3 separate regions of the Mus musculus genome follow, and all the other regions are linked to region 3. Evidence: chromatin loops called from intact Hi-C (ENCODE). Cell type or tissue: gastrocnemius. All regions are shown on one strand. Links, peaks and the distances in the headings refer to the core of each region. The heading gives the core; the rest is flanking DNA.

Region 1 (9,673 bases), core at 468-8,467, 120 kb after region 3:
CTGGGAAAGAGCAGCAGCCTCCTGAGTCTTTTTTATTTCTCAAAAGTCCAAGGTGGCCTTGAACTCACAGTGATCCTCCAGCCTCAGTCTCCTGAGTTGTCAGGTTCTAGGTGTGAGCCATCACATCCTATTTCAAAGTTTTCTTATCCTAAAATATCTTTGGTTTGGATATAAACATTCGTGAACTGCTTTATACAGGCTAGGGACTCCATCCATCTCTGGCCTTGGCCTTCTTTCAAATTTACAGTCAACATTTACTGAGCCCCTTCTATATACAGTGCTTTGTCGTCCATTTCCACATTTAAGGTCACAGCAAACACAAGGGATGTATGTTATTTTCCCTCTAAAGATAAAGAAGGGGCTGGAGAAAGGGCTCAGTGACTAAGAACACTGGCTGCTCTTCCTGAGCCAGCACCCACATGGTGACTCGAAAACATAATTCCAGCTTTAGGAAATCCAACCCTCCTCTGGACATCACAGGCAAGTGTACACGTGCGTGTGCGCGCACACACACACACACACACACACACATGTGTACACACACACACAGAGGGGGAGAGGAAGGAGGAGGAGGAGGAAGAGGAAGAAGAGGAGGAGGAGGAAGTTGTTTTAAAAACTGAGATGTAAAATTAAAAATAAATAAATTTATAAAGATAAACTGAACACTGAACCATGTTAGGTGGTACAAGTCTGTAATACCAACCCTGAAAGGGAGAGGTAAAACAATATGGAGTTCAAGGTTATCTTTAGCTACATGGGGATTTTAAGGCCAGCCTGGGCTACATGAGATCCTGTCTTAAACAAAACAAACAAAACGAAGGCAAACATTTAAGACATGGCGATCCAGAGAGACTTGTTTCACACTGTCTAAATACTAAGCAGCAGACTCTGGACACATCTTCTGTCTCAAGACCTCTATGCACCCTGCCATGCCTCAGAACGTCTAGAGAGACCTCAGGAAAGAAGATGACCCTGGGAGTCTGTAACGGCCTCTGTAAAGCTGCCTCTTTAGACACCTTTGGTTACTGTTCTTGGTATACAGTGTCACTGTCCTATCTCCTTTACCTTTCTGCCCTGTTCCCTAGAAACATGCCAAAGGGAGGCTAAGACAGCGAAGGAAGAGGCTGAGCGAGCCCTCAGAAAGCAAGATGGAACCTTGGCTCAGCTTCATGCCCACGTGGCAGACATGGAGGCCAAATATGAGGAAATCTTGCATGTAAGCGCCACTACCCGTCGGCCATCTTCTAATTATCTCATAACCTACCATCCCTATGCCTCCAATTAGTGTGATGACCCACGACCCCATGCTCTGTCCTAAGTGTAAACAAAAGATCCAACCATTGACAGAACCAGTGACTTGTAATCCCAGTACTTGGTTAGCTAAGGCAGGAAGATTTTGAGTTCAAGGCCAAGATGAGCTACAATGTACTATGCACCTGCTACACAGTGAGATCTAGGCTCAGTAATAATCAGGGGATTACTTTGTTATATAGTGTCAGGACAGTGTCACTATATATCAGAGTAAGGGTATAAGTCAATGGTACTGCTCTAGGCTCTAGCCTAGTATGCAAGGCCATGGGTTCAATTCCAGACACAGAGGTGGGGCGGGGGATAGGAAGAGGAGTGTGGAGAAGGAGGGAGAGGGGAAGAAAGGAGTGGCACAGGCTCATAGTTCTGCTATTCAGGAGAATGAGGCAGACAAACCATAGGTTCAAGGCCAACCTAGGCACAAAACCCAAGGCCAGCACAGGCAGTAAGAGACTGTATCTCAAAATAAAAATTAGAAAGAGACATGGTACTTGTCTAGCATGTATAAGGCTTTAGGTTAAATCCTAAGTGTTGGAGAGACAGAGACAGGGACAGGGACAGGGCAGCAGCCAGGCATAGTGGTTCACATTTGAAATCTAGCACTTGGGAAGCTAAGGCAGGAGAATTCTGAGTTCAAAACCAGCCTGGACTACAAAGCAAGGTTATCTTACAAAAAGAAGGAAGGAAGGAATGTAGAGAGGGACGGAGAGAGGGAGGGAGGGGAAGCCATTGGTGGATAACTCTTAGTAATCAAGCCGAAGAACCTAAGGCAACCTTCACTGTCCCCTCCCTCCCTGGAAGCTGAAAGCTGGGTGTTCACAGGACAACCTGGACTGTCTACTGGCCAAGCTGAGAGTGGTCAAGCCTCACTGGGATGCAAATGTGCTGAGACTCCACACCAGACTCAAGGAGCAACTGCGGCAATTTGGTCTCAACCCCCTGGATCTTTGAAACCGCTGGCCTCTAATCCCTAAGCCCTATCAATAAAGCAACTTGATGTAGAATTCAATAGAACTATGGATTATGGCCTTTGGCAGTGAGGACATCTATGTTCTGGGTTGACCCATTGTCCTAAACACTGAGTGGTAAGAAGTAGACAATGTTCTAAACCCTTTCCTGCAGAAACTAGATCCCATTCCCTTAAGCCTGGAGTACTTTTGGTCCCTTTAAACTATCTTGGCTTAAATGGGCACGGCGGTGCATACCTTTAATTCACACAATTGGGAGGCAGAGGCGGGCGGATTTCTGAGTTCAAGGCCAGCCTGGTCTACAGTGAGTTCCAGGATAGCCAGGGCTGTACAGAGAAACCCTGTCTTGAAAAACCAAACCAATCTTGGTTTTTTTTCCTGACCAATAAAACACAAATCCTGTGTGTGTGTCTGTATACATATACATACATTTACTTATTTATTTGGACAGTAGCGTATGTATACTAAAGTGCTCACAAAGAGGTCAGAGGGCAAATTCCAGGAGCTGGTTCTCTTCTTCTACCGTGTGGTTCTGGTGAGTCAACTCCGGTTGCCAGGCTTAGAAGCCAGCACCTTTACCTTTTAAGCTATCTCACCAGCCAGCTGGGAAAGGCTGTACCAGGACATTACAATAGCCAAGAACCAGCTCCCAAGACTCTAAGGTATCCACAGTAGAAGGAAGATACACCTCCAATCAATCCTTCTGCCAGATGACAACAGAGCCACATCTAACCTATGTTCTCCATGGCTTCAATCCTCGGTGGCTCCACAGCGTCATCTTCTTGAGCAGAACTGCATCTTTGGCGCACAGCTCCCCAAAATGTCCACATATAGCATCCTGTGGCGTCTCAGGCTCCCTGTGGAGCCCGCCTTCGGTCTCTGTCCACACCCCTCTGCTGGAGGTAGGCTCATGAGAAAGGAGAAGGTCCCTGGCAGTCCTGTGATTGGTGGTTTCTGAATCCTCCAGCTCCCAATTCCAACTTCAAGAGATTGTTCCCAGCTCCCTCCACCTCAGGGTGCAGAGCGAGGGCAGGAGAACTACTAGGCAAGTCTATGCTGGTAAGCTAGGCTGAACAGGGATGTCCTATAGCAACTCTGAAGCCAGAGTCCAGTCCTACATACGGAGAGAACAAGGGGAGTCAGTCTCAAACCAGAAGAGTTCACTTTCCTGCCCCAACATGCTCTGCTCAGGAATAGGACTTTGTCCTCCAATCCTTCTGTCCCCACCTCCTATGACCAACGGTTCCCTCCTGCACATCTCACACAGCTCGACCCGTTAGCCCTCCTCTCTGCCCTTCTCATAATTCCATTTGTCTCTTTGACTTCACCTCTCCAGACTCCAAGGAAATCCAGGCTTCTAAGCCCTGCGGATTCCTAGCTCCTAGCTTCAGGCAGAGGGGTGGCTCAGCCTCAGTCAGTTGCTGAAGCCTGTCCAGTTCACTGTCTCCGCCCACAGGATATCCGTTCACCTCCAAAACTGTATCTCCCACTTGCAGCCCTGCCCGGGCAGCTGAGCCTCCTGGGGTCACCTGGCAGTGTAAGGGGATACACAAAAGTATTGGTTAGGTGTTCTACGGCTGGGCAGACTGGGGGGCAGAGAAAGGTAGGTGGTGAATGATGGGTAGATTCCAAGGCACATGGTGCATCAGTCACCTGGGAGATGAAAAGACAAGGCCCACTGGCCACACAGCAGAGTCTGAATCCATAGCCACCTCCAGGCCCCGGGTACAAGAAGCATTGGCAGGAGCCAGCAAGGCCAGAAGGCTCAACTGTGTCTTCAACCGGAAGATCCTTGGTCTCTGCCAGAGGAGGAGCAGCAATCTCAGTGTTCTCCAAGAAGAGGAGGGGAGACAGGCGTACCTGGGGAGGTACGGTGGGGGGAGAAAAACCTGTGGCACCTGAGCCCTGCTCCATTTCTGCCCTCTCCCCAACCCAGTCACATACCATGCTGAAGAAGCGGTCAGCCTCAGGATCGACGACAATGAGAGAGACACAAGAGCCCTGTGCCCGGATTCTAGACACTGTTTCCTCATGGCCCAGCCCATCCACGCTTTCCCCGGCCACAGCCACCAGGCGGTCTCCAGCCTTCATCCCAGCCTTGTCAGCTGGTAGTCCTGGATCCACGTCCCACAAGAACTGCCCTGGGACAGAGACATCTTCACTGCTCTCCCCTGACTCACGCCCATGCTCTCCCAGGAACTAACTCTACAGTGCATGGAAAGCTGCCGCTGGGGGCTGTGGGGCATCGCTCATGGATGCTGAGAAGCACAATTGAATGTGTATGGCCAGCCTATCGTCCAGCTTCCTACCAACCCCCAGAGCTGCCACTCACCAAGTCGGCCATCCAGGCCCTTCTCCTCCCGGAGCAGGAACCCAAAGCCTTCAGGTCCTTTCTCTATGTTTAGACATCGGGGCTTGGCGGGCAATGCCCAGCCCTCTGCCAGGGGTGCAGCAAGAGGCATTCCTAGTTGGTGACACTGTTCCTCTACCTCCAGCCCTGCCACCAGCAGAGTCACCTGATCTCCACTCTGCCAAAGCTGTGAGGGCAGAGCAAGAATGTAAGCATGGGACATCTGTGTGGGACAGAAAGGCAGGCATCTAGCTCCTCCCGGGGACCCGGAATGAGGGCAAGCCTCATGCAAACTAGAGGGAAAAGAAGAGGGTAAGGAGGGAGAGTTCATGTAGGGAGTCACCGCAGGAAGCCCTACCTTCCTATTGAGCTGGTTGTATGTGAGCTTCTCCACACTGGCCCCATTCACTTCCAGCAGCCTGGCTCCAGGGGGCACCCCTGCCCTCTCAGCAGCTCCTCCTGCACTGAGCACCAACCAGAAAGGACCTCGACTTCCTAAAGGCAGAAAAAGTAAGTCCCAGCCTGCTGCCTACCTAGAACCGAAGCTAAGCTCCCCAACCCTGCCCACCCATAGCAGGCCCTAAGCTCACCGTGGGTGACGCTGAAGCCAAAGCCGCCTTCATCTTTTACTACATGGCACAACCGGGGCCTGACCCCCGAGGGTAGGGTAGGACAGAGGAAAGCGTCACTCCCCTGCAGAACACGCGCCACATCATGCACGTGTTGTGCCAAGACTGTCAGCAATACCCGGGGACCGCTGGCCCGGATGTAGCGCACTACCTATAAAAGGGGACACAGGAGAAAAAGGTTGGCCCTCTGAAATCCCAGGATCCCCTAGAACGTGCGTTTTCACTGTGAAACCCACGTCTGTAGTTGCCTTCACTCAATCTTTCTCCCTAGGTACCTCCAAATCATGGGGTCTGAGGAGAGTGAGGCTTGGCCCATGAAGTGCTATGGAATGTTCTTTTGTACCACGAGGAGTCCCAGCCCAGCCTCACCACCGCGTGGTCCTCATGTGCCACAATATTATTGTTCACCGCTAGGATCCGATCTCCTTCCCGGAGACCCTGGCGCTGGGCTGAGGTGCCCGGATCGACCCTGCACACCACATGGTCAGCCTTGCCTAGATGCTGCTGCAAATGGAACCCAAAAGTCTTTTCCTCCTCCTTGCTCAACAGACAAAAGCGAGGCCGGTGCAGGTTCCAGGGATCTGGAGGAGGAGACAGGTAGCAGAAAAAAAAAAAAGAAGGAGGGGGCACAGCCCTGGTACAGGGGCATCAAAAGACTGGCAGACCCTGCTTTCCTGTGAGAGCGCTGGTCAGCTTCCAGCCAGTGAGAGGGCGGGCTTTATAGCTGAATGAACTCTGCGTGGGCTGGGAGGCTAAAGCAAAGGGATGTCTTCCCCCTCTACTTCTGCTTAGTTACTGATATCAGAGGGAGGCAGTTAGCAGTTACCAAGGAGATAGGAGGCTGTGTGGCACCCTAGTGTCTCTAGGGAAAGGAAACAGTTGCCAAGGGTGAGGGGGTTACCAGATTGGTCCTGGTCTTCAGCGAGGGAGAGGACAGGATTGTCAATGCCCAGCCTTGGATTAAACTTAAACTTCCTATAAGGAGGCAGGAGAGGCAAATAAGAGGTGCTGGGAGCTGGACTTGGGTCCCAGATTCTACTTTAGGTGCTGCTGCCAGCTGAGAGTCGTCCCCCCCACCCCCTTCAGTTGTTCTTCTCCAGCCCTCAGACTACTTACAGAGTTAACAAGGCCGTGTCCCGAAGATCTGCGGGACAAAGGAGAGTGAGAGGAGAGACACACTCCCCACCCCACCCAGAGACGGGACTCTCGTGATAAAAAACCAAAAAGGTTTAGGAGAAACCCAACCCCTTTCCATTCTGCTTCTCTGTCTTCACACACACACACACACACACACACACACACACACACACACACACACACACACACACACGGGTGCTGACTCCCCTGTATTTTCCTCCCCCAGTACTGTGGAACATAAATCTGAGCCTATCAGCAGAAGGTGTGGGCCAGGAAGATAGATCTATAAGCCCACCTCATTCCTATTCCTATAGGGCTCCAAGCCCCGATAGCAAGTGTGTTCTAGACCCAGAGATTCCAAATCTGCCCCCTCTGCCGCCACCCCAAAGTCCCCTTTCAAGGATATCGCCTTACTTCCTACCTGCAGCTGCCTCCATAGTTGGATCACTGACCCAGGACTTAAGAGTAGGGACAAGGTTCATTATAACCAGCTGACCCTCCCACCTGCCCCCTCCCGAGTCACGCCTTCTTGAAGACGCTGCAAGGAAGCATTGGGGTAATGGTTAACAGCAATGGGACTTATTCTCTGCAAAGTGCGAGTGTAAGTTCCTTCTGCCCCCAGGTCTTGCGCCCTACCTCTTACGACGCTCAGTTGCTCTTATGCACAACAAAAAGCAGGTTACTGTCATCTCAAGCTGGGGGCAGTAGGTATGAAGGGTTAAAGGAATTCGAAGGCCCAGCAAGAGCAACCCCATCCCAGGCGCTCACACCCGGGCCTTCCAGCAACAAAGTTATCTAAAGATTCTTGAGCCTCTCCTTTTGCCTATCAGACTATTCAAACGATGGATCTCAAAGACTGGAATTCCTTCAGGAATCTTAAACTGGGCAAGAGAGAAGATGAAGCCCCGAGGCCAGCCAGAACTTGTCTGCCAAGAAGAAGTTTCATGAAGTTTGGACAATTTGTCAGACCACGGAGTTGGATGGATGGACTGGAACAATCACTCAGTCCTGATGGGACTGCTCAGCACACTAAAGTCCACGGGTGCACCCTGAAAGATGAGCTCTTGGGTTGGGATTGTCACCAGACCTATTTATTTGTTTCTTTCCCAGGGTGACCACCTCAAACAAATCTCTTTTCTCTGCTTTCCTAAGCTTTATTTTTGTTCATTTATTTGTGTGTGTGTGTGTGTTTGCATGCATGTGTGAATAAGAGTGATGAGAGAGAGACAGAGAGACAGAGAGAGAGAGAGAGAGGCAGAAGGTACAGTTGCTCCACAGAGGCCATGAGAGTATTGGATCTCCCCACTCATCCCCACCTCCCTACCCCCCACTCATCCCCACCCCCTACCCTCCACCCATCCCCACCCACTCCCTACCTCACCCCACCCCACCCCTGCCGTCATGTGGTTGCTGGGAATTCAATTACTGTCCTCTGGAAGAGCAAGGCGTATCTGAACCTGCTGAGCCATCTCTCCAGCCCTTCTTCTCTGCCTTTTCACTATTCTCTTTTTAGCTTACTGAGCATGTGTGGCAGAGCTCAGCTTGATGGGGATGCAAGTGGCCAGGCATTAACACCAAGAACTCCAGCAACAGGACGCTACTGCCTGAGTCTGGTGGCCAGGGGCCATCTGCAGTAGAAGGTAAACCAGATTAGCCCTTTCTTGGAAGCACCAGGCAAGGAAGTGGAGACCACAGGGGTGGAAGACACACGGCTTTTTAATAGCAGCAAGGTGGGCCCACTTGTCCCTAGTAGCCTTGGAGCCATCGATCCTGTGCATTTGAGACTGGGAAAGCACCAGTGTGAGGGCACTCTGTGCCCAGAGGTGAGCGTAAGGCAGGATGGAGAGCTGTCCAGTACATCTGCTGGCTGGCAGAACCCCCCAGCATAGCAAACACAATCAGAGGAGGAAGAGGCAAGACTGGCGGTGGCATCACAGGGCAATGTGGCCACTAACGTGCCATACCCTTAGTCCTTCTAGGCTAAGGGAGAAGTGACATGTTCCATATCCAAGTCCAACATCAATTCACCGCATTTGACCTTGGGAACTCTAGGCTGGACTTGTTGGGGGTGGGGGCAGCACAGTTTCACCCATTGCTTTGACCGCAGAATTAAAGGGATCTTTCTGGAAGGAGTTGTACAAGCCAGGAAGCCACAGAGGGAGCCAGTGGTCCCACAGCTCTGTCACAGCAGTCACTGTCTCAGTGTCCAGAACCTCCCAGCTGCTCCAGAAGAGTCTTGACCTCGCCCTCCACTCGCAGAAGCTGAGCCTTGCGCCAGGGATTAAGGGTGGCGCCCCGGCTGTCCTCCAGATCACGGAGCAGCAGCTTGAGATGCCTCTGGACCCGGAGCGGGTCCCAGCTGTGGACGTTGCGCTGGACTTCACTAAGGATCACTGACCAGTACTCAGACACCGCCGTCCCTTCTGTCAGCGAGGCTACGACCCGGGCACCACCTTCACCAGAGCCCCCCAAATCCCGCAGGACCTGGCGGCCCTCTGAACTCAGCTCATTGAAGTAGAGGCTGGAGAAGAAAGAGATGGGAGGATGTCATTCATCAAGGGTTTTTGAGAAGAAAGGCCCCAGGTGGATAGGCAGAGAGCCAGGAAGCCTTACAATTCCCTGCAGGCTGCGGAATGGGAGGGGCCAAGCATGTGTAAGATCTGAAGAAAAAGCTCAGGTGGTAGAATGCTTAGCATGCACAGAGCCCTGGGTTCACTCCCTAGCATCACAAAAAGAATCTGCAACAAGCCAGAGGCAGAGGTAGAAGCTGATGGAAACATGGTGTGACCAGAGACAGCAGTCCTGGGAGAAATGGTGGTAGAAATGGACAGAGGACTTGGGTTAGCTCAGCACTCAGCAAACTAGGATCAAAAAGGGAATACAGAGAGTAGGTTCATGCCACCCCCAGGGTAGGAAGAACACACTAAAGAGAAGCAACAAGCAGATTGGGACGAGACCAGGAACAGGACTTACTGCAGCAGCTCCAGGGAAGGGTGCTCCCGAGCAGCCTTAGCCAAGGCCAGAGCCACTGTGTCACCAGCACCGTTGTAGGCCACGTTCAGCTCCTGCAGTTGTTTGTTTCGGTCCAGCTGGGCAGCCAGCAGTTCCAGTCCCTCGTCTCCAAGGTCAGTGTGCAGCAGAGACAGGTGTGTCACCGAAGTGTTTCCTGCCAGCCCGTCCATCAGTAAGCCCACACCAGCTGCTGTCAGTGGGTTGTTGGAGAGCCTAAGGGCCACAGACAAGGCAAGGGGGGGGGGGCATTGTAGATACCCAAACTGGGT
Region 2 (9,673 bases), core at 1,016-9,015, 140 kb before region 3:
CGTGTCACCCATCCTTCACTGTCACTGAACATGACAACTCCCACTCACCAACCTCTCAAAGCCACCCAGTTCCAAGACCTGGTTCACTGCTACCCTCTCCTCCCAGTCCCTGGGTCCATGGCAGGTGAGGGGGCTTCTTATCTTCCCAGAATTGCCAAGTCTTAAAGCCCACTCCAGCCCACTGGCTCTTCACGTTGGTGTGGCTCACCTGAAGCACAGGCCCCGACCAAATCCAGTCTCCTTGAGGCCACTTTTCAACAATAACATAGGTTAGCCAAGGACCCATTAAAGTTCTAGGAGGGAGATATGTATGTTTGCACCTGTATATGTCTGTGGATGCATGTGAGAGTATGCGTACACATTTTCCTGTGTGTGTGTGTGTGTGTGTGTGTGTGTGTGTGTGTGTGTGTAGGGGTGTGTTTGTGATGGAGTGTAGGTATGCGCATCTGTATAAACATGCTTCTGAGTAAATATATGTGGTGAACTCAGGCAGATTTCCCCTCATCGGCGTTACTCTTCCCTCCATGCCAGCCATAGCAGAATAAGGTTGACCAGGACTGAGTGCAGAGCAGCCCCTGGGGATGGACAGAGCACTGCTCAGCTCCCACCTCCTCTGCATCAGGCCCAGGATGTCCAGACCCACTTGCTAGGAAGGCTTTGCTAGGGCTAGGGATTCCCCTAGGCCTGCCTCAGCTCCTTTCTTCCCTGACCTGGACTGGATTCTGGCCTCGAGGCTACCCCATCCTTCTCCAGGCATCTCAGTGCCTCTCGGGTTCAGGTCTGTAGAGAAAGCTCCTTGATGCCAGCCACCTTGGCTACCTCCATCCTGTGATACTGCTCAGCTTGGAGTCTCCTGTGCTGCCCTGCTGTCATTAACAGCAGGGACCGGTAAGCACTTACATCCCCCACGTGCCCTGACCGCCACCCTAAGTCAAACATTTCAAACAAAGGCCATGAACAGCCCTCTGCTCATTTGCAGAAGCAGGAGTGCCTGTAGAGAGCAAAGGGCACTCACTCGCCTGCCAGCTTGCTGGCTGTTCAGCTTGCTTCTCTGCTGCTGCAAAAAGCACTAACCGAAAGCAAGCTACAGAGGGAAACCGAGACAGAACTGCGTAAAGTCCTGGAGCAAGGATGCCTGTTGGCTCTCTCCCCTGGCTTGCTGGGCTGCCTTTCCTTCTTTTTCTCTTTCACTCTTTCTTTCTCTTTCTTTCTTCCTTCCTTTCTTTTTTAATCTTCCTCTATAGCTTTTACCAGTGTATTATTTTTTTAACTTTTTTTTTTTTTTTTTTTTTTTTTTTTTTTGGTTTTTTGAGACAGGGTTTCTCTATAGCCCTGGCTGTCCTGGAACTCACTTTGTATTTTTTTTTTAACTTTTTATTGATTCTTTGTTTGTTTGTTTGTTTGTTTTTGTTTTTCGAGACAGGGTTTCTCTGTGTAGCCTGGCTGTCCTGGAACTCACTCTGTAGACCAGGCTGGCCTCGAACTCAGAAGTCCGCCTGCCTCTGCCTCCCAAGTGCTGGGATTAAAGGCGTGCGCCACCACGCCCGGCTTATTGATTCTTTTTCACATCATCTACCCCAGTCCCACTCATCTCCCCCTTGCATCCACCCTCTGCCCTCAAAACCTACCCCCCCCCAAATAAAAACCACACAAACAGACAAGCAAAAAATTAACCAAAAAAAGCATAGAAAACATCTTATCCTGGAAGCTGTAGTGTGTCAGTGTGTCCCATAGTATACTCTTCTGTCCACACATCTTCACTTGCAAATGCTCCTCGCAATGAGTCATTGGTCTGGTTCGAGGCTTCTGAAACACCATCAGTACTAGACCCTCACCGTGACTCCTCCCAGTCGTCCTGTTGTTGCCCAGTGTCATGGAGATGCTGCACCCTTGGATCAGCAGGACTGGCCCTTCCACATGCCCCAGCAGTTCACAGATGATGTAGATTTTGGATCTGGGCCTGGGTGGGAGTTAAGCTGGTTAGCATACCAGCTCTCCCTTATCTGCACCACCCACCAGGGAGGGTTCCCCAGCACTGCTCTGGCTGGGCCACATGGCCATTGGTAGGAAGCAGACTCAGCTCTCCCACTCTCATGCTCTCCGGGCTAGCTCACCCACACCCTGCCTCCAGAGTCAGCCCAGTGGAGAGGCAGGGCCACTCTCCCAAGTGCTGTAGCTGGCAAGGAGCAGGGCCAACTCACTGCTCTCATCTCCAGACTGCCTCAGATGGCAAGCATCTAGAGGGATGATGGCCAGCATCTAGAGGGGTGATGGCCTATACAGCCCATGCCTAGCAGCAGCCTAGGGAAGGACCACTCACAGTGGACTAGGCCCTCCTGTAACCATTAGAAATTAAGAAAATGCCTAACAGACACCCCGCAGGACAATCCAATGGAGGCAGTTCTTCAGGTGAGCTACCCTCTTCCCGGGTGACTCTAATTTGTGTACAAATGACAAAACTAACTAGCTAGGAAGCAACACTGCTTGCTGCTCCAACCTGGGGCATCTATGGATAGGAGTTTCAGGAATACAGGAAATCAGGAACGAGTATTCATACATGGGTACATATATACATACATCTGTACATTTATATACACATATATACATACATATAACCATATATATGTATATCCACCCATATCTACATGTACATACCATACATCGAGCCATCCAACAATGCATGTTATCAGATGCCCCATCCCTCAGATCCTGAGCTGGACACATGGAGATCTCCTCCTCCTCTTTTTCTTCCTCCTCCTCCTCCTCCTCCTCCTTCTCGTCACAGTGGGAAAGAATCCAGGAGTAGGATGTTTTCCAAAGCTTGTTCTTTGACAGTGCTGACTAATGGAACTTCCTGGGGTGACACCAGTGTTCTGTGTCTGTGCTGTCCCCTGGGCCCCACCATCTCTAGCCCACATGGATGCTGAGCATCTGAAGTGTGTCTATTGGGACTGAAGAACTGAATTTTCCCTCCTAATACAGTTGTAATGAACTTAGACATAAGCCTTATTACATGATGCAAATGAGCAGCTCGTGGACCAGATGCCACAGCTGTAAAAGCATCATCCACCCTGTGTACATATGCATTAATGCATGTTCATGTACATATATACATATATGTGCAAATATATACAATACATATATGTATATGTGTATATGTGCAAATATACATATATTTAGATATACATATATGTACATATATACAAAAATGTACATACACACACACATATATATATGCAGAGAGGGAAAGGAGGAGTCAGGAAGGGGTAACCTCTGGTAGGACTAGGAGAGACTCTAGGACATCCTCTTAGAAGTATTTATTGAGGGCCAAGAAGGGACAGACTTTGATAATACAGCATTTGACACACAGTAGGGAAGAAGAGCTATTAGCCAGGTGTACAGCACTGCTCATCTCAGATACTGTAAATCAGGAAAGGCTTCACAGAAGAGATGATTTCAAAGGTAAAGCATCAGATAGAAACTGTCAGAAAGGGGTTTGTGCAAAGGCCCTGAGGCACAGCAGACCCAGATGACAATTAAGTAGATAGGGAGCTCAACTCAAGCAGCCGTGCTCAACCCCTCGCAGTGGGTAGCACATGCTGGGCCCTCCCCAGAGGAGGAGGGGGACAGGCACAGTGCCAGGCAGGCCACATCTAGTTTGCTCATTCCTCTCCCATGACTCCTGATGTCTCCACCCACCCCATAAACATGATTTGGAAAATCTCTTGTCCCAGTCCCCGGCTGAGCCAGTTCCTCTGCCCTTGTGCACCCTCTCTGAGGTCAGCAAGAGCTGGGAATTGAGCCCTCGTCCCTCCAGGAGCTCCTGACTCATTCTGGAGAGAGCAGCTAAGCCTGCATTCTCAAAAACCAGTTCCAACTGGAGGGGAACAGACATGACCCCAGCTTAGGGACACAGACACCAGAGAGCAGGGTAGGGAGAGCCAGAGACAGCAGGAAAGAATTTGGCAGCGGGACAGAGGCTGATGGGAAGAGATATTTGACAGACAGCCCACACCAGTAGGAGACAGACATGCCAGGGACAAAGATGACACAAACGAGGAACAAGGACATACCAAGGCAACCAAAGACAGCACCAGGACATCCAAGTATAAAAAACAGACTGGACTGTCACCCTGGAAATGGTGGGGTAGACTCTCCCGCAGCACTGAGCTGTCACATTCACTGTCTGCAATTGCAAAGAAGACCACAAGAGGGCACCATTGCTCCAAGAAAGCTCACAAGCCTGGTGGTTCAGAATGGTCAAATCAGACTCCCTGGTTTTGGCAAGTCTGTAGGAGGCTAAGGACCAAGAACCTCCACACTCTAAGCTGGAGAGTGTCCTTTCCTTGCCCCAGGATGTCCTCAATCTAGTTCTTGGACTCCACATTACCTGTCCCTAGCCTAGCTCATTATTACCGTCTGAAGCTGGGCATACCAGGCATGGCCCCTGCGTTTGCTTGAAAGGGGGGAACAACACGCAGGTCTGGGGTCTGAGACATGCACTGAGCCTAGAGCAGGCTTTGGTTTCTTCTTGATGAATCCTTGGGTTCAAAGCATGCCCCACACAAGTCTGACCCCATGTTCAGCAGCAGTCTACAGGGCTAAAAACAATGCCACCCAGGGCTGCGTTCACAGAACCATGTGGCTTCAGGATGCAATTAGTAATGTGGTCACATCTTTGAAAGAGCTGTTAATAAGCCAATGTAAAGCAGGGGGACAAGCCCTGTGGAACTGCCCTTGTTACATCAGTGACACAGCAATATTGTTAAATACACTTTGTCATCTCTAAGACAAGCGTCTATAGCCATTACCCATTTTGCAGATGGAAAAACTTGGACAGATTCCCTCCCATGACTCTTCTCTTCCCCCTGAGCCATAGCCATGGTTACAGCTTAGCCTTAATTCCCAAATGGCCTTGAACTTCCTCCTGCCCTTTAGCCAATCCATCCACTGCCCTCTCCTGGTTCTGTTCCCGGAGTCTTAGGGATATAACCAGGGTCCTGCACATCTAGGTCGCTGCCCTACTACTGAGGTAGATCCCTGTGGTGGCTATTCTTGGTTGTCAACTTGATTACATCTGGAATTAACTAAAGCCCAAGTGGCTGGGTACATCTGTGAGGGATTTTTTCTTGATTGAATCATTAGATCATTTGAGGTCGGAAGGCCCACCCTAAGTCCAGATCATTTGAGGTCAGAAAACCCACCCTAAAATCTGGGCCACACCTTCCATTGGCAGCCTATACAAAAGGCATGGAAAAGGGACGCTTTTGCTCTTTGCCTGCCTGTTCAAACGCTCACAGGCAAGTGTTCTCCTTCACTGGTGTTAGAGTTCTTGGATATCTGTTGGTAGGCAGCCATTGTTGGACAAGCTGGACCACAGCCTCAAGGCATGCTAATAAATTCCATATAAACTAATAAATTCCATGTAATTCCATATATATGTATATGGAATATACATATATACACATATATGTATATCTAATATATCTATATATATGTATATTAGATGTATAGATAACATTATATATAATATGTTACATATTATATATCATGTAATATAGATAATATATTATATAATATATATATATGTATGTATGTAAAGAGAGAGAGAGTCCTTCTCTTCCTCTAGAGAACCCTGACTACTACAGTCCCTACCCTCTGCTGAGTTCAGTGTCTTCAGGCACCCAAAGTTCTAGGCACCCAAGACAATTTTGATCTTGTCACTAATATATGTGCAGTGTGTGGCCATGGATGGCATGACCCAATAGCCCTCAACCAGATACATCATCCTGTCCCCTCTGCCTCCCTGACTCCAGCCTTCCACCCCTGCCCTGAAGTCTACGCCTCCCAGTACCCTCACCTCAAAGGACCGCAGTGCCCTCATCCCTCCCCCCCACCCACCCCACCCCACCCCCCGTGCAACTCCAAGCTGTCCTGGGGACACTGCAGCCAGAGTGGCATGACTGAAGATCCTTTCTAGAGGGACGCTCTTGCCCCTCCCTTGCCCATCTTACTAACGAAACAACGGTCCCACAGTAAATTAGAATTACAACCCAGAAGCTTGTGCTGGAAGGAGGTAAAGACTGGGGCCCTGGAGCAAGCCAGAGGAAGATCCTGTCTCTCAGAGATGTCTTCCCGAGCTGAGACAATGAAGAGTCCCTGCTGGGCAGAACCACGTCACTCCTTCTATTTAAACTTCAGTTTCATGTCAGGATCCCAAGATGAACTTGGGGTTAGACATCAGTCATATTGGATTAGGGCCTGTCCATCTGTCCTCAGTTTGCATTGATGTCCCTTTCAAAGGGCCACCTCCAAGCACAGCCAAGTATTGGCTGGTCTACCTGGGGTTGGTAGAACGAATGCATTGGTGGGAAGAACACAATCCAGTCTGTTAAGGACTCCAAGCAGGTACCACTATTGCCCTTGCTCAGCCCCAGGGAAGCAGCAAAACTTTGCTCAATGTGTTCAAAGCATTTGTTTCCTAGCCACACAAAGCTGTGGCCCCAAGGCCACCAGGGAGGCCACAAGGATAGCAGAGAGTGTACACAGGAAAGGGTGTGCTCTGAGGAGGAAACTGCTATGCATGCCCAAATGAGAGCTATAGGAGGGAGGACTAGAGAGGTGATAGGAAAAACTAGAGAGGGGAAAAAGGGAGGACTAGAGAGAGGACAAAGGGAGGACTAGAGAGGGGGAAGGGAGGACTAGAGAAGGTACAGGGAGAACTAGAAAGGGAACAGGGAGGACTAGAGAGGGGACAGGGAGGACTAGAGAGGGGACAGGGAGGACTAAAAAGGGGATAGGGTTGTAGCAACATGGAGTTCATGCTCATAGGCAAGAGTGACTTGTAGAGCAGAGGAGGGGTGAAGTGGCGAGGGGAGGAGGGATGGGACAGGTGCCAGGTTGTACACTCTCTGGGGTGCAAAACAAGAGAAGACCCAAGGTCTTCTAGACTGGAAGAGGTCAGTGGGTATGACTGAAAGTATCAGAAGGGAAAGTTGGCCATGGGCAACCCTCGTGTCTGAGTAGGGGTCTTGAGTACCAGGCCAAGGAGATCTGGAAAAGTATGTTATATGTAGCACTCGGGGACCTGAGCTAAGGCAGAAGACTAGAGCTGGGAGTCACTGCAGAAGTGCGACAGGACCTCTTAGTAGGACTGCATATCCAGGTGAGGGCACAACTGTCCAGTGGCAGATGAAGGATGGCTGAGTATAAAGGCTGTCTGCCCCACCATACGTGGCAGATTCCCCTGCTGTCCCTAAGAGATAGGGCTCAGCCTTCCTACCTCTATCCCCACTCAAGTATTCAAACACAAGCCCTCTAGAGTGTCCACAGGGGAAGTGTCTTAGTGTTTCACTGCTGTGAACAGATGCCATGACCAAGGCAACTCTTGCACAGACAACACTTAATTGGGGCTGGCTTATGGGATCAGTTTCAGTCCATCATCACCAAGGTGGAGTATGGCAGTATCCGGGTTCCATGTCGTTAGCTCCAGAGAACTGAGCCAACCCAGGAGACAGCCACTGCTTGAGGGTACAGGAAAGCTCACACCCACATACTAGAACACACATGTCTCTAGTCACGCCTCTTCCTGTCGCATGCCCAGGACAGCTGGGAGAGCCTAGTTTCAGGACTCCAGCCTCTACCATGATTTGTGGAGAAGGCGACACAAATGTTTCCAATAGGCAGGACGAGGTCCTCAGCTCTACCTGGACAGAAGCCACAGGTGGGCAAGGAGAAGCCCTTCAGGTGCAGGTCTGTGATAGCTTTTGGAGAGGCAGCTACAGGAGGAGCCTGTTCCTTGCCCGTGTACATTCCTTATAGGGGCTGATGGGATGCTATCTGAGGAACTTAACCTTTAGAGACCTCACAGTAAAGCAGTAGCCCAGGGTCAGGAGAAGTAGAGAAAGGTGGCCGCTGTCCCAGGATGAAAGGCCAGGAGCTAGAGCTAGACCCTGTCAGGGGACTCTTAGCTGGAGAGGAACCCCAGTCCTCATCCCCAGTAAGTGGGTGGCAGGCACTGATCCCAGCCCAGTCACTAAAGCCAAAGGGAAGTGGCCATAAGGAGGCTCGGGAGAGCAGATTGTAACCTGCTTCAGACTGCTCCCCACCCCACTCTCCACCAGCACACCCACACTCCACCCTGGCCCCAGAGTGGGAATCTGACTTGCATCCTAGACAGCCATCTCCTGGGCAGTGTGACCCTGGTCCCTGACCTCTCCCACCCAGCATGAGGGCTCTCACAGTTAGCTCTGAGCCTTCTGCATACTCCAGGATGAAAACCAGAGGCCTGCATGCTAATCTGCCAGGTTTTCCATGAAAATCCTCTCTCTTTCCTTCCAGCTTGGCCACACTCTCCCCAAGAACCAGCCTGTGGCCATTCCATCGTGATCACAAGAGACTCTCTTGCTCTCCTCAAAGCTTTCGCACCCGCTGCTGGGATTGTGCCAGCTGAGTTCTATTTGGAAATGGAACTGGATTTCATCAGGCAATCAGAGATCTGTGTCTCTCCAAGGAGGGCAGGGAGCAGGTTCTAGCATTGGGGAAAAAAGGAAGAAAAGCCCCTTAAAGATCTCATTACCCCAGGATGTGGTTTGAATTCCATTCTCCTTTCCCAGCCATTTATTAAGGGGACCAAATCAAAAACACAAGATATAACTGGGGTTGGGGGAGGGGGCAGATGGACCACACAGACGACAAATCCGGGAAGAAAGCTGAGTCAGCGCCCATGTTAACCGGCCAGGTCCAGCTCCTGTGTCTCTTTGAGACACACACAAACACAGCCCCAGGGTGCAGGCCCTGTGGGAGAGACAGGATATGCCCCACCCACTTCATGTCCTCCTCCATCGATACAAGCATGTCTTTACCAGCTCAGCCATCTCTGTAATGCCCCCCCCTCTCCTTCTAACCAAAGGTTTTCCTCGTGGCTTTCTTCCTCCTCCCTCCTTGCCCTAATGTAGAGCACTCCCCTCCCCCTAACTCAGCATCAGAGCTCTCCCAGCATCCCACTTTGCACCCCTTGGCCACATGAAACATTTTGACCCCTGCCTGCTCCTGCCTCCTGGCATGGAAGTTTCTCTCAGGCCAGAGCTCTCTCCGTTCCACATGGAACCAGCACACAACACCATTCCCTTGGCCTTGAATCCTCTCAACGGCCTGCCCAGTGCCCTCTAAACCCTTCCGTTCCCTGCTGCCGCCTGAAGGGCACCTTGGTCTTCTGCAGTTTGGTCCACTGGCCTGTCACTGTCAGCAGTGTGGCCACACCCTCAGCCCACCCCTGCAGTGGCTGGTGTTCTCCTCCTCCCCCATATCCCTCTCCTAACTTCTCTCCAGATTCTCTCCTCAGGCAGCCTCTCAAGCATGATGTTTTTCAAAATTTGACCCAGAACCCCCTTTCTTCCAAATTACTAAGATCTCCATGGGGCAGCCTGGAATCTGCCACCCATGGAAGGAGGGTGCCCCAGATTTTCACTTGCTGATATTTGTCTGAGACACCAGTCTTACCCACAGGTACCCCAATTCTTTCATACACTCTCATCTTTCCATACCCCTGCAATCCTCCAGATGTGAAGACGGAACTCCACACCAGCTCCGGCCCACAGCCCTGCCCGCCAGCTGCCGATCACAAACAGAGAAACAAAGGACATTATTTTATTGAGTCATTGGGCTCCCGGCC
Region 3 (9,673 bases), core at 776-8,775:
CTGACTCGTGAAGGAACGTTTCACTGAAGCAGACAAGTGAAAGGATGTTCTGCTAAGGCAAGCACGTGAAAGAACACATGATGAAGGATTCTTTGCTCACAACACACATGTGTTGGTCTGCCTTACATTGCATAATGGAGTTCCATTTGTCAAGACTCCTTAGAGAGAAACACACCAAAAACTTTCTAGCGATGGGCTGCTTGGGCTTGCGTTGATTGACAGAGTGATGTCAGCTGAGACAGATGCATGTGCTGAGGCAAGACACACATGTGGAGGCAAGACTGGAGGACACATGATGTTTGGAGGGAATGCAAAAGGACTCTATGGATAGTGACAGGGTGGGGTGGGGTGGAGTGGGGTGGGGCTGAGTTAGGCTTGCTTATAGAGCAAGCTCGGCAATGCTTGTTAGTCTCGTGTCTTCACTGATCTTTGCTTCACTGAGAGAGGCACAGCTGAGAACTTCTCCTGACGTTCCTGCTGGCCCTTGAGGCCTGGCTGTCTGGGCTAGGTAGTGACTCCACTGCCGATTCGTGTTTACTATCCCGGCTCTGTTGAACTGGACTGCTGGTGTATCTGTGGAGTATTTGCCAGTGACACAAGTTGCCGCTACTAACCTGTGAACTGAACTGCCGATTTCCAGACACAGATGAGAGTTGCTCCAAAGAACCTTTCTAGACAGGTCCACTTTCTTCCTCCACACCTCATATCCTTTCTTTTCCACTACCTCTGGTGGGTGGTGGGCTACAAGGGAGGTTAAAGTGTTTTAAAAGCATCATTAAAAATAAAGTTTGGGGGGCTGGAGAGATGGCTCAGCAGGTAAGAGCACCCGACTGCTCTTCTGAAGGTCCAGAGTTCAAATCCCAGCAACCACATGGTGGTTCACAACCATCCGTAACAAGATCTGACTCCCTCTTCTGGAGTGTCTGAAGACAGCTACAGTGTACTTACATATAATAAATAATAAATCCTTAAAAAAATAAATAAAGTTTGGAAAAATTAAAGTTACAACTTTTTTTTCTTTTTAAAAATGTACGTTTGGGGCTGGTGAGATGGCTCAGTGGGTAAGAGCACCCGACTGCTCTTCCGAAGGTCCAGAGTTCACCCAGCAACCACATGGTGGCTCACAACCATCCGTAACAAGATCTGACACCCTCTTCTGGTGTGTCTGAAGACAGCTACAGTGTACTTACATATAATAAATAACAAACATCATGACCAAGAAGCAAGTTGGGGAGGAAAGGGTTTATTTTTATTTGGCTTACACTTCCATACCGATGTTCATCACCAAAGGAAGTCAGGACTGGAACTCAAGCAGGTCAGGAAGCAGGAGCTGATGCAGAGGCCATGGAGGGATGTTCTTTACTGGCTTGCTTCCCCTGGCTTGCTCAGCCTGCTCTCTTATAGAACCAAGACTACCAGCCCAGAGATGGTCCCACCCACAAGGGGCCTTTCCCCCTTGATCACTAATTGAGAAAATGCCTTACAGTTGGATCTCATGGAGGCATTTCCTCAACTGAAGCTCCTTTCTCTGTGATAACTCCAGCTGTGTCAAGTTGACACAAAACTAGCCAGTACAATGTTCAAGTTTTTAATTGTATTTTCTTTTTGAGATCAGGTCTCACTATATAGGCCTGGCTGGCCTTGCACTGCTGGTCTTCCTGACTTGGCCTCCTGAGTGTTGGGATTACTGGATCCCTCACTCTAGCAATAAATACACATTTGAAGAGAAGTGTGGATTGATGTTACAAAGTGAGAGCAGAGTGTTCCCTGGGTATTACTGAAAGCACCATAGATTTTTTTTTGTTGTTGTTGTTTTGAGACAGGGTTTCTCTGTTATAGCCCTGGCTGTCCTAGAACTCACTTTGTAGACCAGGCTGGCCTCGAACTCAGAAATCCGCCTGCCTCTGCCTCCCAAGTGCTGGGATTAAAGGAGTGTGCCACCACACCCAGCAGCACCATGGATTTTTGAGTACTTACATTTACTTTTATTTTGTCTTGTGACAGGGTTTCACTATGTAACCAAGGCTGGCTTCAAACTTGAGGCAATCTTAGTATTAGCCTTGTAATTGTATTAGCCTCCCACATAAGTACACTTTGATAGTCTGTTGGAGCCTCTCTACCCACTAAGCTATCTTGCCTAAAACAAACAAACAAACAAAAAACTTGTTCAAGGCCAGCCTGGCCTACAGAGGGAGTTCCAGGACAGCCATGGATACATAGAGAAACCCTGCCTTAAAACAACACCCCCAATACCACCCCCAAATAAATCTTAAAGTTGGCTTGGTAGCGTTTGCTTATAATCATAGCACTCAGGAGACGGAAGATTCCAGTGTTTATGGTTACCCTTGACTACATAAGTTTGAGACCTTGTCTCAAAAAATAAAGGGCACCTACATGGGTGCTCCCAACAGTTTATGACTCCATAGGTGGTTCCAGGAGATCCAATGTCCTCTTCTGACCACTTCAGACAGCAGCACATACATGGTACACATGTATATATTCAGACAAAACATAGGAAAGTGTGTTTTGGGAGAGTCAGAGCTGCACAGTGAAACCCTGTCTCAAAACAATAATAAACAAATTTTAAAAAATATATTTTAGGATTTATTTATTATAGGTAAGTACACTGTAGCTGTCTTCAGACACCCCAGAAAAGAGCATCATATCTCATTACGGATGGTTGTGAGCCACCATGTGGTTGCTAGGATTTGAACTTGGGACCTTTTGAAGAACAGTCAGTGCTCTTAACTGCTGAGCCATCTCTCCAGCCCCTAAAAAACATTTTATTTATTTATTATTTTTTTTGTTTTTCAAGACAGAGTTTCTCTGTATAGCTCTGGCTGTCCTGGAACTCTGTAGACCAGGCTGGCCTCGAACTCAGAAATCTGCCTGCCTCTGCCTCCGAGTGCTGGGATTAAAGGCGTGCGCCACCACGCCCGGCTATTCTATAGGTCTTGATGATTTCCTACTGGCACGTATAAGGAGCACTCAGCACTCTCTGGGGCATTGAGCAGGTGGTGAACTCTCTTCAATCTGTTTTAAAAATCATCCTTAGTGGGCTGGAGAGAGAGCTCAGCAGTTAAGAGCACTTAACTGGGGTCATGAGTTCAATTCCCAGCAACCACATGGTGGCTCACAACCATTGGTAATGGGATGTGATGCCCGCTTCTGGTGTGTCTGAAGACAGCAATGGTGTGCTCATAGATATATAACATAAATACGTAAATCATTTTTTAAAATCACTCTTATTGTTAATAAGTTCTATGTGTGTATATGTGAACACTCCTACCAGTGACCATTTTCCTGTTACTTAGCAAAGACATTAGGCTTGGGACAGTTTGCATGACTACATCAGCTCTCCCTGACTCCCTGGAGCAAAAATCTCACAGCCATCAGATCATCCTGTGTCAGAATCAGCAATCTAGAACACTGACAGAGGTAACTACACAAAGACTGCAGCCAATTGCCTAAGCTCCCGGAGGTATCAGAATTTTCACTATACCAAGCCTTGATGATCTCTAGATGACCCTACAACCATTTCCACCTGCGACAGGGGTGGAACACTCCCCCTGGTGGCTTACTAGAGGAATTTCATGATGCCAAGAGGCAAGATGGAGCCGGGTGTAGTGGCACACGCCTTTAATCCCAGCACTCAGAATGCAGAGGCAGGCGGATTTCTGAGTTCGAGACCAGCCTGGTCTACAAAATGAGTTCCAGGACAGCCAGGGCTACACAGAGAAACCCTGTCTCAAAAAAAAAAAAAAAAAAATTGGCAAGACGGGGGTTTGGCCCAAACAAATGGCCATGATTGGTCCAAACACTCAGCTGTATACATAGGCCTACTAGACAAGTTGCCTGTGTCCCCATTACATGTGGCGGTCAGAGGACAACTTTCAGGAGTTGGTTCTCTCTCTCCTACCACGTGAGTTCCGGAGAGTGATTTCAGGTCTTCAGGCTTAGCAGCAAGTGCCCCACCCCAGCAGTCCATCTTCCCAAGAATTTAGGAGGCCGAATCAGAAGCGTTTCCATGGACTACACAGGGAGTTCCAGGTGTGCATAGGCTACAAAGGGAGAGCCTGTCTCAAAACACACAGAGCAAAAGATAAACAAATAAACAAACAAACAGAAGGCATGGAGGAAGGAGGGGGAGAAGAGGAGAGGAAACGGAAACAAAAGGGTGGAGGGAGAGGAAAGGACCTTCTGACCCTGCCTCTGCTGGGCTTGTTCTTTTGACAGCTGAGCAGCACTCCCCTCCGCGGCGTGAATGCAGGTCTTCTTTCAGGCCTCAGCCAAGGGTTGGATTTCTCTCTGTGTGGACGTGGGGGAGGCAGAAGAGGCTGCAAAACAAACAAACAAACACCCTCAGTCACATGCCAGGGACAAATGGCTAAAACAAGGCTACACCCTATATGATGTTGGACACTGCCTTCCAGACATTTCCAATTTCCACCATCTAAGGGAGGGAAGGGAGTCTGAAGGGAAATCGAATCTTAGAAAGCAAAGCCTTCTTTGGTTCTGGCCCGCTGGGGCCTGGACTTATTTAATGGATTTAAAGCAACTTGGGGGTATTGTTCCCTTCCTTAAAACCATGCTGTTTATGCCCTGCTGATGTTAATAATTTATCACCATTAACAAATCGCCTGTAACCCAGCCTTATCCCTCACTAACATCCCTCCTCCCTCACAGGATGATGACCATTGGCCAACAGTCCCTTGCCCAGAGCGTGCTTGGCCACCCTCAAAGCAGCACACCCCACTGCCCCTCAGAATGAGGCTAGGTGGCACACTTCCAGGAGGCTGCCCTGGGCCCACGCGGCTGTTAGCAGCAGCTGCTTCACGCATGTGTCTGCTCCCAGTGTTTGGCATGTTTTATTATAAATGTACTTGCCTGTCTCATTATGAATCCACGCTTCTCAAATGCAGGGACGTTGTCTTCACATACACACACACACACCCATCTCCCCCACTCTCCACCAGCTTAGCTGCCCTCTAATGGACTCCGTTCCAAAGGCACAGGGTAGATTAGAGAGAGAAGGGGGCCTCCCCCATGCCATGCCCACTTTGTACCTCGAATCTCCTCTGTCATCTCATTTTGCTACAGTGTTGAGTCGCCACTCAGGATTAAAAAGTAGAATCGGACCCAGAAAGCCTGGGTTTCTGTAACTCTGAAATCCTAAACTCCAGGCCTGAATTCTCCCACCTACTCCATAAGATGAAAGAACAATCCAAATGAGCAGCACTAGGGGGCGCTCTTGGGCCACGAAGACCTCAAGACACCAGTGTAATGCCAAGTCCCCTTTCATCGCATTATTCTGCTGTTGCTCAAAAGCCTTCAGTCGTTCCTCGGTTTGCCTAACTTTTCTTGAAATCCAAGGTGTTTCCCCATAACCTAATTCTGCCTCATCGGAAACACTAGCTAGCCACGTAACACTCCCTGTTCACATAAGCATTCCTAGTGTAACCCACATTTTCTGCTGCAGTAAACATGTATATTAGGAATAAATGAAGGCTTGCAGTGCAAATAGAATGACAACACAGGTCCCCTCCTCCTCAACTGCCTTCTAGCCAGACAGCTGCCTGGAAACTTTGTAACAGGGTCCCAGACCTTAGCACAACTGACTCCGTGAGGGAAATGCCATTCAGGACATAAAACTCAACACAGAGACAGCGCCACCTGCCAAAATGAAAACAGACCTAGTCCATCAACGCCTATAATTCAGGGAAAGCCTCTAAATGTACTAACCTTGCTTTTTGGTTTCTGTAGTACTGCTTTTGGCTGTTTTGTTAACTGAAGTATGTCAACCCAGGACATGGGTTTTGTGCTTAAAAGCTGAGAAAGGCTCAGGGCTATGCTGGTATCCAAACAACAGACATATTACTAGCCAGCTAATAGGGACTATCTATTGGCTTAACCCATGTCTGAGAGGTCCTCTCCGGTGAACCCTCTACAACAAACTTCCCACACAGAACCCAGGCAGTGGTGGGGCACCCCTTTAATCACAGCACTTAGGAAGCAGAAGCAGGCAGATCTCTTGTGAGTTCGAGGCCAGCCTTGTCTGTAGAGTGAGTTCCAGGACAGCCATGGCTACACAGAGAAGCCCTGTCTCGAAAAACAAACAACAAAAAACTATTTCCACATAGAACTGCAATTGGCAATGAACATGCCCTGCTCTCTGCCCTCTTCCTCTTTGTTTCTCTTTTGAAATTTTTTTTTTTTTTTTTTTTTTGGGTTTGGTCTTTAGGTCAAGAGTCTCACTATGGAGCTTTGATTGGCTCTGAACTCAGAGATCCACCTGCTTCTGCCTCCCAAATTCTGGGGTTAAATACTGGCGAGCACTGCCAGGCCAGGCCCTTCTGGTTTTGAGATAGGTTCTCATGTACCTCAGGGGACACTTGAAATCCTGATTTTTTTTCCTGCCTCTGCCTCCTAAGTGCTGGGGGATTACAAGTCTGTGCAATCACCCTGGCTTCCGTCCCTCCCTCTCTCTTTGTTGCAGCCATTTCCCCTGCCTGGAATGGCCAGCCCTTGCTTTTTTTTTTTTTTTTTTTTTTTTTTTTAAGAGAGGATCTTGTTATGTAGAGTAGGCTGACTTCCAACTTGCAGCAAGGCAGCATCTCTGGCCTTCTCCAGCATTCCCAAGTACTTCTCAAGTCCCATTCTCAAGCAGTGGGACTGCAGGTGCACACCACCACACCCCACTGACCTTGTTCCTTTCTGGACAGCTGGCTTTTCTTTGATACCTCCCCGGTTCCAGAAAGACTCTCCTGGCTGGCAGAGGTCCCGGGACCAGGCTCTGGCACTCCCTGTTCTGAGTCCCTGTTCTACCTTCTTTTGAGTCCACAGAGTTCAGCCTTTAATTTGGCTCTTCTCATGACTGACCTTTCTTCAGACCCTCATTGCTTGCTGGGATTGTAGTTCATTGGCAGATGCTCGCTCACCCAGCACACACGAAGTCTCGGTTTGATCCACAGCATTGCATGAAACAGGCAAGGTGGGACATGCCTATGATACCAGAACTCAGGGCACCAGGGCTAGAAGACCAGAAGTGCAAAGCCATCCTTGGTACATAGGAAGTTTAAGGCCAATCAAGACAAAATTTAATTTTTTAAAAAAGATTTATTTATGGGCTGGTGAGATGGCTCAGTGGGTAAGAGCACCCGACTGCTCTTCCAAAGGTCCGGAGTTCAAATCCCAGCAACCACATGGTGGCTCACAACCATCCATAACAAAAATCTGATGCCCTCTTCTGGAGTGTCTGAAGACAACTACAGTGTACACATATAATAAATAAATATCTTTAAAAAAAAAAGGGGGGGTCTTGAATTAAAGAGGCAGGCAGCAGATTTCTGAGTTCAAGTCCAGCCTGGTTTACAGAGTGAGTTCCAGGACAGCCAGGGCTGCACAGAGAAACCTTGTCTCAAAAACAGAAACAAAAAAGAAAGGGTCTTGAAATCTTGCCCAGGCTAGCCTCAGCCCCCTACCTCAGCCTCCCAAGTACCAGGAAAGCATGGGCTATGCTGCCCAGAGTTTCCTCTGAAAGTTTGTTGTTGTTTTTTTGAGTCTTGACACAAGGTGTTTTTGTGTAACACAACTCTGGTTGTCCTGGAACTTGCTCTGTAAACCAAGCTGGCCTTGACCTCAGAGACCCACCTGCCTCTGCCTCCCCAGGAGTGGAATTAAAATAGGAAGCTGGCTTCTATCACCCAGCTAAATGCTAATTTTTCTTTTAAGGATAACATTTCACTATATAAATCCAGGCTGGCCTCAAAACCATGATCCTCCTATCTTCACTTCTAAATGCTGGGACGAAAGGCCTGTTCAAGTACACCCACCCTTTCTCATTTTCTCTTTTAAAGATCAAGATAAACTTGGCTCACCAAAGTGACCCCTAAGTAAAAGTTCTAGGCTGTAAAGTTCCCTGTAAAGAGAGCACAGCTCCTTCTGTCCCTCAGAACTCTGTCCTGGTTCTGTTAGGTAGTAAGCTGGTCTCAAGACCACCAGTTCCTTCAGTGTTTGAGCCCTCACGGCTTCCAGCGGGACAGATGCTTGCAAGAGAAGCAGGTCTGCACCTCCCCGGCTAGTTTGGATCCAAATCCCATGATCCACTGAAGCTCCCCTGGTGGCCCAAAGTAGCGGGGTGTTAGCTTCTTGTGGGTTCTTCTTCCTTCCACCCTTCTCCATCCCCCTTCCCACACTTTCAACCCCCTAACACTAGATAGGAGAAAGGGGAAGAAGAAGGGGCGACTTTATAGACTACTTCCTGCTGATCAGGGGCAGAGTTCCTTAGGGAGAGTTTGAGCTATGGAGTCAGGATATCTAATACCGTCTTCCTTCTTTGCACCAGACAACTTAAACCATAGCCCACCCTGTCTCTCTGGGCTCTGGGATTTATATACCCTCTGAAAAGTCCCCAGAAACTATCTGCTGTTGGCAAAACCACACCCCTGCTACAGCAGGAGACAAATCATAGTTAGCAGCTATGGACAATCTGAAGCAGTCCCATATCCCATATCTGGGATTAAAATGAAAACATCCTTATAATATTTGTTTGGTTTTGTTTTTCACTTGAAACCAGAATTCTCACCGTCTAGGTATGCAGTCTGGGAAGCCAGCAGGTGGGCCTTGTCTATCTCCTTTATTCTCAAGTCAACTACCGTAAGATCCCAACCCTGTCAGGTCCCTTTCTGGGTTGACAGCCTTAAGGACTGAGGGTGTTACGTCCTCCGAGAACACAGGGGCCAGCAGAATGTGACTTCGGATTTCCCACAAGCTCCCCAGCTTATCAGCCTCCAGGACAATGCAAAGTCAAACTTAAGCAGCCCTCTGGGGACATTCCTCCCCCTGGGTGGTGGTATTTGGGAGAGAGGATGTGAAACTTCCTGGGGGTGGGAGTAGGTATAAACTTCCAGCATCCGGCCTGGGCCCCCTACATCCTCCTTACCCCAGATTTAAGCTGGGGACCGGGAAATGGGACGAGGGTATGAACCTAGAAGCCTCAGATCCAGGACTTCACCAGTGACTTGACTTGCTCTGCGCAGGGAGCCCGCTGCTGGGACCCGGTGCTTGGGCAGAATCCTGCCCGCGGGGTCCCACTCTACCCTGGACCCTGAGGCACAGCGGCACCGCACTCCCGTTCTCCCCCGGGACCTGACCCCGCCCTTTCAGAGGAGTGACAGGACCGACTGAATCACCGCTCAGTACCGCGCTGGGAAAGACTCTGAGACCGGATTCGAGATTTCCGGAGAGTCCTATGGTCCCCCTCCCAACTCGACTGAGCCGCCTGAGCATTTTTGGTAATGTTTGGGTTGGTGAGGACGACCGGATGCCCCGCCTCCCCTCGGCATCCCCTGGGCAGGACCTCGGAGCTTCGGGCTGCTGCAGCGCCTTCCCGCCTCGGCTGCTTCTGTGCACTAGAGACCCTGGACGCTGCGAAGTGGGCCTGTGGACTGTTCCACAAGGAGAGACCCCCAGGCTCAGAAGGGACAAGAGTGGCAGTCTAATGTCTAAATATTCACATAAGGGCTGGGAGCAGGATGGAAGGGCCACGACCCCTGTCAACATACCTCAATCACTGCTGCCTTGTTGGCTTTAAGGGTTCATAGTCTAACAAATATCCTGATTCGTTCATACTTGCCTCCCCACATCCCAACTCTACGGCAAGGAAGGGGCCAAG

The links. A loop is a pair of places that touch in the nucleus more often than their neighbours do. Peaks named below come from ENCODE experiments on the same cell type or tissue, not always from the same donor. Only the 100,000 strongest peaks of a DNase experiment are listed, where the experiment ranks them.
Region 1: a loop joins it to region 3, with 2.2 times the contacts of the local background. A loop is called at or near these places in 16 of 42 quality-filtered maps.
Region 2: a loop joins it to region 3, with 7 times the contacts of the local background. A loop is called at or near these places in 7 of 42 quality-filtered maps.

Annotation. Positions count from the first base shown.
Region 1 is chr9:44,244,627-44,254,299 of GRCm38, forward strand. It overlaps Ccdc153 (coiled-coil domain containing 153), which reads left to right. Exons shown (of 7, transcript NM_001081369.2): 6 at 1,086-1,216; 7 at 2,131-2,680. The coding sequence ends at 2,259. Pdzd3 (PDZ domain containing 3) reads right to left here and starts at 6,838. Exons shown (of 11, transcript NM_133226.2): 1 at 6,814-6,838; 2 at 6,372-6,399; 3 at 6,157-6,230; 4 at 5,625-5,836; 5 at 5,217-5,406; 6 at 4,985-5,121; 7 at 4,609-4,813; 8 at 4,221-4,417; 9 at 3,930-4,136; 10 at 3,605-3,805; 11 at 2,686-3,390. The coding sequence starts at 6,829. The coding sequence ends at 3,361. Nlrx1 (NLR family member X1) reads right to left here. Exons shown (of 10, transcript NM_001163743.1): 9 at 9,366-9,617; 10 at 8,087-8,913. The coding sequence ends at 8,592. In gastrocnemius, for the core only: a CTCF peak has its summit at 5,057 (motif pointing right); DNase peaks (open chromatin) are centred at 5,060 and 5,994; H3K4me3 peaks cover 941 bases; H3K27ac peaks cover 1,358 bases.
Region 2 is chr9:43,980,611-43,990,283 of GRCm38, forward strand. No RefSeq gene overlaps it. Among named protein-coding and RNA genes, the nearest start is that of Gm30373, 11 kb to the left of the region's middle. In gastrocnemius, for the core only: a CTCF peak has its summit at 4,202 (motif pointing right); DNase peaks (open chromatin) are centred at 3,687, 3,977, 4,194 and 8,439; H3K27ac peaks cover 4,161 bases.
Region 3 is chr9:44,120,957-44,130,629 of GRCm38, forward strand. Gm10687 (predicted gene 10687) reads right to left here. Exons shown (of 2, transcript NR_152189.1): 2 at 2,812-4,337. Among named protein-coding and RNA genes, the nearest start is that of Gm10687, 8.7 kb to the right of the region's middle. In gastrocnemius, for the core only: CTCF peaks have their summits at 3,571 (motif pointing left) and 5,247 (motif pointing right); DNase peaks (open chromatin) are centred at 4,791 and 5,245; H3K4me3 peaks cover 814 bases; H3K27ac peaks cover 4,005 bases.